2 separate regions of the Homo sapiens genome follow, and region 1 is linked to region 2. A link is a loop called in an ENCODE intact Hi-C map of the cell type or tissue named here. Cell type or tissue: endothelial cell of umbilical vein. All regions are shown on one strand. Each heading gives the region's core, and the rest is flanking DNA. Links, peaks and the distances in the headings are about the cores only. Region 1 has its middle 110 kb from the start of LINC02543. Region 2 overlaps LOC105374949 (a long non-coding RNA gene).

What was found. Hi-C counts contacts between places; a loop is a spot of excess contacts. Peaks named below come from ENCODE experiments on the same cell type or tissue, not always from the same donor. Only the 100,000 strongest peaks of a DNase experiment are listed, where the experiment ranks them.
Region 1: a loop joins it to region 2, with 2.1 times the contacts of the local background. A loop is called at or near these places in 2 of 110 quality-filtered maps.

Annotation. Positions count from the first base shown.
Region 1 is chr6:15,878,054-15,882,449 of GRCh38, reverse strand. No RefSeq gene overlaps it. Among named protein-coding and RNA genes, the nearest start is that of LINC02543, 110 kb to the left of the region's middle. RefSeq lists an enhancer at 2,143-2,192. In endothelial cell of umbilical vein, for the core only: no CTCF peak of the experiment used is centred there; a DNase peak (open chromatin) is centred at 2,339.
Region 2 is chr6:15,960,026-15,964,421 of GRCh38, reverse strand. It overlaps LOC105374949 (a long non-coding RNA gene), which reads left to right. Exons shown (of 4, transcript XR_926532.3): 2 at 485-633; 3 at 3,403-3,486. Among named protein-coding and RNA genes, the nearest start is that of LINC02543, 33 kb to the left of the region's middle. RefSeq lists enhancers at 1,656-1,725, 2,790-3,084. In endothelial cell of umbilical vein, for the core only: no CTCF peak of the experiment used is centred there; a DNase peak (open chromatin) is centred at 1,851; H3K27ac peaks cover 1,827 bases.

The DNA.
Region 1 (4,396 bases), core at 271-4,270, 82 kb after region 2:
CGACCATTCCTTTCATTTGCATCATGGTTTCTTAATTTTGAGAAATAAATAGCCCCCTTTTAAGGGGGGAAAAAAGTGTTCGAGGAAAATGGATTTAAAAATTATATTTGCTTGTAATAATCACTGCAAAACAGAAGTTTTGATTTTATAATTGGAAGACTAATAACTTTTTAGAAGGTCTTGTAAATGAAAACACAAGATAAAAAACTCTCAGAGTGGCTGAGCACAATGGCTCATGCCTGTTATCCCAGCATTTTGGGAGGCTGAGGTGGGAGGATCACTTGAGTCCAGGAATTCAAGACTAGCCTGGGCCATATAGTGAAACCCCATTTCTGCCAAAAATTAGAAACTTAGCTGGGCGTGGTAGCATGCACCTGTCGTCCCAGCTACTCAGGAGGCTGAGGTAGGAGGATTGCTTGAGCCCGGGATGTCGAGGCTGCAGTGAGCTGTGATTGTGCCACTGCACTCCAGTGTGGGCAACAGAGCAAGACCCTGTCTCAAGAAAAACAACTCTTAGAGAGACCTCAGATTCCAGTTTGAGAAACAGTGGAAGCCATTTTTCCTGGGAAACCTCTGGTAGATGTTATGTACAACCTGGACCCAGACCATTGACCTGTCAGCCCAGCAGCCGTGCCCTAAGATGCCACTGTTCTTAGGTAGTCCCTTCACTATTAATAACTCTAAAGACACTGAGGCATTGGAGAAGTGGACAAAGACTGATACGTTGTGAGGGCTGGAGGGCAAAGAGAGAAAAACTTGCCACTTGGAATGCAGCTAGAGCGGAGCATGACTGTGGAACGACCCTGAGTTGGAAGACAGCTGCTGTGAGCAGAGTGGGAGAAAGAGAGGGGTACTCCTTTTTGGGGGCTGCTGCTGCAAGACACCAAGAACTAACTGGGCAACTTAAAACATCAGAAATGTATTCTCTCACAGTCCTGGAGGCTGGGAGTCTGAAATCAAGGTGTCAGCAGAGCCATCCTCTCTCTGATGGCTCTAGGAATGGAGCCTTCCATGCCTCTTCCAGTTCCTCATGTTTGCTGGCTATCCCTGGTGTTCCTGGGCTTGTAGAGGCATCACCCCAGCCACATGGCCGTCTTCTTCCTGTGTGTCATCACATCCTCTTTCCTCTGCACATCTGCCTCTGCGTCTCTGCTCCTCTTCTTAAACCAGTCTAAATTAGTTCAACCATTGTGGAAAGCAGTGTGGTGGTTCCTCAAAGAACTAAAAACAGAACTACCATTTGACCCAGCCATCCCATTATTGGATCTATACCCGAGGGAATATAAATCATTCTACCATAAAGACACATGCACGCATGTGTTCATTGCAGCACTATTCACAATAGCAAAGATACGGAATCAACCTAAATGCCCATCAACGGTGGACTGAATAAATAAAATGTGGCACATATACACCATGGAATACTATGCAGCCATAAGAAGAGAATAATATTATGTCCTTTGCAGGAACATGGATAGAGCTGGAGGCCTTATCCTAAGGGAACTAACGCAGGAACAGAAAACCAAATACTTCATGTTCTCACTTATAAGTGTGAGCTAAATAATGAGGACACAGAGATACAAAGAGGGGAACAACAGACACTGAGGCCCCCTTGAGGGAGGAGGGTAGCAGGAGGGAGAGGTTCAGAAAAAAAAAAACAGGTACTATGCTTAGTACCTGGGTGATGCAATAATATATACCAAACCCCCACGACATGAGTTTACCCATAAAACAAACCTGTATGTGTACCCCTGAACATAAAAGTTAAAAAAAAGAAAAGAACACCAGTCATATGGGATTAGGGCTCACCCACATGTCCTCATATTAACTTGATTACCCCTGTAAAGACCCTATCTCTAAATAAGGTCACATGCTAAGATACTGAGGGTTGGAGCTTCAGCTTGTACCAAGAGCAGGTTGGGAGAAACCTGGGTGGGTAAAGAGGTGGGAAAACCAAAACCAGAAGAGGGAATGGAGAGGCTGCCAAATCTCTTCAATCCACCCTACAGTGGTGTGCAGAGTCGCCTGGACTCATCTCATTAGGACAGAATGAGAATCTCACTTTATACACCACAAAACACCACAGAGCCCAATTGTTCGCCTTTAGACTGTTGTGCAGATGCAGCTCCAGCACATGGGGCACACAATTTAAAGCACAAAGCAAGACAGACTTTCTCTGTTATTAACAGAAGTCTCTGGAAAGAGCTACTCTTGATGTGACGAACTCACAGAGGTGAAAATGTCCTTCTAGGGCGATGGCTCAGCAGAGGCTGGCGATCGGCCAGGAAAGCACATCTGGTGCCGCTCAACCGGATGCCCTGGGTGGGTGATATTTACAGTAAAATACAGCAGCTCTAATGAAATTTCCACAGTGGTTACTTGGCAAATTGATGGTTTTGTTGAGATAAGGAGAAAGATGGGACGAGGGGGGAAAGGGGGAGAGCCAAACTGAGAAAAACACACACACACACACACACACACAGACCATTTTAGTCATTAGGAAAGAAAGTTGTGAGCATACCAGTCAGGGCACTTGTGATTTAAGTCAGAAAACGGTTTTGATTTAAGTTGGAATTCAGCTTTGAGGGCATGGGATGACCTGGCCTTATAATCCCATAGATTTGAAAGTGATTGCGGATTTATAGACACTCACTGCACACATAGCCTGAGAGCACAGACTCTGCTTTCAAGGGGCGTGTGATGTTTTAAAGAAAGTTCAAAGTGCTGCTAGAAATGTGTCTAAAACAGACAAGTGACTCTGAGGACACATTCATTTTTTATTGAGAGTCCGGCTAAACATGTAGTTGTGACAAGATGTTAAAAACCGTTATTTAATCATGTGTTCCCTCCCTTATGTTCATGCTGGGAACATGCCTGGGTGAAATCATGGAAACACCACACCCAAGATTCTGTTGTTAAAGCACTGATGACTTCTGACCCAATCATAAAGTTGACAGCAAAACCAGCTTATTTTTCAGAGTTCAAAAGAACAATCCTGTAATCTGTAAGATGTTTGAGAAAAAGTCCTAGTCTTAATGTTCTTTTTCTTTAAGCTCTTTGTGGAAGTAAGCTGGTTATAACTAATAGAGAAATAAAGAACAACTCATAACTCTTCCCCTAAATACTGATTCCAGTGACTTCCATGCTGAAAGAGCATCCACGGGTTTAAAAACTCTGTTCAAGGAACAGTGCCAGGTACCAAGGATACAGGAGGTATAACACAGACCCTAACACAGACTCCAATTGCAAGGGATCTGCACTTCATTTATCCATTCATCCTTCACCAATCCATTCAAACAGCCAACGTTTGTTGAAGATTTGCCATGTGCCACCTTTCTTTCACCAGGGAGATGGAGGTCCAGAAGGAAAATCTTTCCCGTCAAGGAGGCTCAGAGTCTATTGGGAAGAAAAACAGGTAACAATTATGCTGCTTCTTCAGAACCAGGTCTACAGGTGACCACCAAGAACTGTGGTCTGTGAGTAACTACTAAGGAAGGAGAAAGCACTTGTGGAAAAGCCAGCCTCAGTATTAAGGCAGACTCTGTGGAGGGCCAGATGAATGGCGAGGACTGTAAGTGTTCTCAGAGACAGAAGAGGGGGGTATTCAGCACATCTAGAATATTAATATATTGAGCTTCCAAGTATATTGGAGAAGAAAATAGAAAATTTAAAGGAATTTTATAACTACACTTTATGGGTAAATATTCCATTTCTCTCATTTTTCCCTACAATCACAACTGTATCAAATATAGTTCCCTAGACCGTGCATGGTGGCTCATGCCTGTAATCCCAGCACTTTGGGAGGCCGAGGCAGGTGGAATGCTTGAGCTCAGGAGTTTGAGACCTGCCTGGGCAATGTAGCGAATCCCCATCTCTACAAAAAATACAAAAATTAGCCAGGTGTGTGGCGCATGTCTGTAGTTTCAGCTACTGTGGGGGCTGAGGTGGGAGGATCACTTGAGCCTGGGAGGTGGAAGTTGCAGTGAGCCGAGATTGTGCCACTGCACTCCAACCTGGGTGACGGAGTGAGACCCGCTCTCAAAAAACAAAACAAAACAAAAAAACACTTTTTAAAAAATAGTTCCTATAACAAGACCTGAAACCCTTCAGTGATTTGGGATGGGAGCGTGAATGCTAGGAATGGGAAAAGGATGGATCTAGTTGAAAATAAACATGAAACAAGGCTCTCAGAGATGACTTCTCTTAAGTCCATATTGGAACCCCCAGAACACTTTCTCTCCACTCCTTTCCTGATGACTGACCCTCTTGAGAGCTCTCTCCTTGTCTATTCTCCTTCCTGGACAACGATCAGCTTGGCCTGGCTTTATTAGCACTTATAGTGAATTCTTCATCTGAAAACTACCAATGAACTACCAACCCTGTCTGCCATAATAAG
Region 2 (4,396 bases), core at 279-4,278:
GGGCCTGGAGAAAGTCACACCCACGAGCTAGAATCAACATTCTTTTCTGCTGACCCTAAATTTTTAAATAAAGCTTTTGCAAATCAGAAAATCCTTGAATCTACCTATGACTTATAGCCACTCCCCAAAATATCCCACCCCTTTAGTACAAAACCAAGGAATAAGTGCCATGTATTGATTTATAATTGTGCCTGTAACTTCTGCTTTCCTGAAATGTGCCCCTAACCTACAAGCCATCAGGGAGGTCAGGATTTAAGCATTGGCTGCATAGTCCTCCTTGCTTGGTGCCCGATAAATAAACACCTTTCTTTCTCCTGATGCAAAACTTGGTGTGGATATCTGGTCTTACCGCACTTGGCAAACAGACCCTAGTTTAGTTCTAAAACAAAAAAAAAAGGGACTCACATTTATATTTTATAGATGAAAGACTGAGGAAGAGAAAATAATCAGTTGTTTTTAAATTTGATTTCACATGTAATTTCAGACCCGCTTAACTGCTGCCTGAAACGTATTCAAAGAGATGAAAGTACAGAAGAGTTCTAGCCTAAAGCCCAACAGCAACCGTGGAGAGTCCAGGAACCAACTCATCAGCCCTGTCAGAGCTCATCAAAGATGAGATGTCTTCCAATTGTGGTGAGGTTCATGATTGTCTTGAAAACCAAAACACAGCCGAAAACAAAGACCACAGAGAAAAGTATGGCAGCTGAGCAAGCTGTGAACTGTTCCTGTTCAGAAACCTCCTGCAGGTTAACCAGAGTTGGAGCCTAATTCCATCACTTATAAAAGTGGAGCTGCTTCAGACCTTTCCGAGGAGCAGGAAGTGTAATGGCCAGGTCAAAAATCCCAGTTCTAAAACTGCCCAGACCTTGGGCAAAGAAATTACTTAATATCTCAGAACCTAGTTCTCTCATCTATAAGATGAAATTATTAATGTAACAATATGTATTCTTATAGGATTGCTGTAAGAATTAAATAGTGGTACAATATGCTAAATGTTTGCTATTATGTATATACCATGTGCTAGATATGCAGTTGCTGTTCCCGCCATGTACAAGATAAAGCACCTCTGAATTAGAGATGTTTGTATCTGTTGCATCTTTAATCCATCTCATAGACATGTCTACCACCTGGACACACACTTGCCTTGTCCAGTACAATTAACTCAAGCACTGTGGATCAAGACTGTTGCATGGTATTAGGTTAAATCTAGAAGTAAATGGAGGCTTATCACCAATGGGTGTCGGAATTCTCATATTCCTCAGGTTAAGAATAAAAATGTAGCACAGCTCCAGAAGACTTAACCTCATTCCAGATATGAATCCATGCCATGTGACAAGGTCAGAGCAATACGGTTTCACATAGGTAAATATAAATACCAATTAAAACAAGTAAATAAAGAAAGAGGAGAAAATACCCTTTGTTCTTATTGTTTTCCGTTTTGTGTTTTAGTTCAAAAATTTTCGAGGGTCTTCTGACTCTGGTGACTTAGGGTAGAAGGGACAATTCAGAGAGCTCCAAGAGGACATAGAAGAGCCTTGTCCCCTTGGGAGGCAATGGCTACCAAAATACTTAGTAACTAACTCGGTGCTTTTAGGGGGAAATTTGGGATTATGTCTGAAGAAAGCAGCAGAGGAGATCTACATTAAATAGGATGCTGGCGCTGAAATTTGGAGACTCTCCTTCAGTTCTTAAGGTTTAGAATTACCCAATAGGGCTTTCCTTCTCTCCTAACTAAAAAGACTCATTTCACAGCCTGATTTTTGAAATTCTTTCACATTTAATCACCTAGGAGTCAGGGCCTCTACAGCAGATCAGAACATTTGCAGGATGTTAATGACCATTTCCTGTTCATTTTTTGACTCTGCAGTGAAGGCTTTTGTTTCTGTAGCTTTTCCTGCCGTTGGCAGCCCTTACACACACACATACACACACACACACACACACACACACACACACTCACTCTCTCTCTCTCTTTCTCAGGGGTTAAAGTCAGCCTCTACTCTTTGTTGAGGGAAAGAATACATCTCTCTCTCTCTCTCTCTCTCTGTCATTCTCTTTTTAGAGGTTTTGGCCAATTCTGCTCTTCACCTCCATACTCCCTACAGACTGCTCCAAGCCACCCCCAGGAGATGCAGTGTTTGTGAAGTCAAACTACTGGGTAGGCCCGCCTTACCAGGGCAAATTATATCCTGTAGACACACACATGTTTGCATACACATACACAGTTTTGTCCAAATTATTTTTTTTAATTGCATAAAGGGCAGTCTCAAAGGGAAAAATGATCACAGAAGGGCAGCAGGTAGCCAGAAGGGTATGTCTGTCCTGTTACATGGCCTTGGTGGTGTGGTGCCCCACTGTTGAGAAGGAAGGGGAATTCCTACATTAGACTTACTTTTGACTCTAAAGCAAGAGAAGTGTGAATGTATAAGCCTTGAGACAATGAGCCCACACCCTCTTAGATTTTAGCACAGACAAAAGAAGGGAAACAATGAATTTCATTCAGAACAACAATGGATCTGATCCAATAGCTTGAGAAGGGGACATTTCAGAAGAGCAGGAGCTCATGGGACCTACCAAGGACAGACAGGACACTTTAGCTCTCATCAGAGTCACAGGGAGCAAGAGGGGAGTAGCCCACTGCTGGGTGCATACAGCACAACGCTAGCGAATAATGGAGAGAAAGCAGGATTACTCTATCTATTCACTTTCTATTTTCTCTACCAAGGGAAATAAACTTAAAGTAGAAAGGATAAGATGAACATTATTAAGAAAAAATAGGTCACAAGATAGTAGGAGGATTTCAGCCTTAAAGACTTCAAATTGACAGCTTTGTGGGGCCTTTTAGCTCAGCTGGAACTACATTTCCCAGAATCCCCTACCCTGCATGGTTCCCGGCAAGGGCCCAGCAAAGATACATTTGCACCACAGTTGGAAGCCAAAAGGGAAGTGGCAGCCTTGTTCTTTCCCCGCTCTGAAGGTGGGAGGAGGATCACCAGGGCATCTGAGGCATGCCGCTAGTCTGCTGGCTCATGTTGTGGGCCTGCAGAAGCAGCCAGATGATCCACTCCTTCAGCTCTCAGACCCAGGCAGCACATGTTTAGGTCCTTGAGCCAAAGGGGCCAGACTTGGAGACAACACAAGGCAGAAGATGGCTCCAGTCTGTCCTCACTTCCCTGCTCTGCATCTGCCTTGCCACCCTGACCCGCTGCCCTGCAGAATTCAGACTCCAACACCAGATGTAAGACAAGCGTCCGCAAGTGCCTGAAGTCAAATCCCTAGAATGAATTCTTGATTCCACCTAGTATTTGTGTTTCAGTTTGAATCCCAATGGATATAGATTATAACCCAAGGAACTAGAGAAGTTGCAATTGTAATGATGAACTTCTTTTGATTTTATTTCAGAAATCAGCTCAGCACAGAAGAGATGAGCGTGTGTACTACTTTCCAAAAGAGGAAGTGGATTCAGAAAACTACTTATTTTGATGGGTCAGTGAGAAAACAACAAAAACAACAACTCTGTAAACTACTTAGAGGTTTATTCTGAGTGAATATGAGTGACCATGGCATGGAGAACAGTATCAACAGGTTCTGAGAAAGTATGCCTGAAGTGGTCAGGTTACAGTTTGGTTTTTATGTTTTAGGGATACAGGAACTGTAAGTAAAATCATAAATAAGTGCATTAAAAATGTACATTGGTTCAGCCTAAAGAGCCTGGATGTTTTGAAGGTGAAGTGAGGCTGACAGGTTGTAAGTGGATTCAAAGATTTTCTGATTGTCACTTGGTTAAGAGTTAAGCTTTGTAAAGCCTTGAAGTCAGTAAAAAAGAATGCTTGAGTTCTAAGGGTAGCTGTGGAGACCAAGGTTCTTGTTACGTAGGTGAAGCCTCCGGGTAACTGCTTTCAGAGAGAATAGGTGGTAAATGTCTCCTTTTGGACCCTTAAAGGGGTCAGAGTCTTAATCTCCTCTAGACCTGGGAAAGGCTGAACCGTATTAAGCGAGATTCTCTGCAGTTCTCTGCAGTTCCCCCCAAAAGATGGCTTCACAGTGCCATTTCAAAATATGTCAAAGAAATATATTTGGTAGTAAAATATTTTTATTTCCTTCAGTCTGCCATGTGATGCTACACCAGAGTCAGGCTGGAATTTGGAATTTTATTGCCACGAAGAGTCTGTTGTGTCAGTCTTATGATGTCTGTTTTAATGTTAATGCTGGTCAGTGCTGCCTGAACTCCTAAAGGGAGGGAGTACGATGAGGTGTGTCCAACCTCCTTTTCCATCATGGCCAGGAATTTGGTTTTCAGACTTCTCTGGGATCCCCTTGGCCCATAGGGGGATTCATAATTGGTTAGGGGGCTTAGGATTTTATTTTTGTTTTACAGATTTTAGTCCCCCCAAAT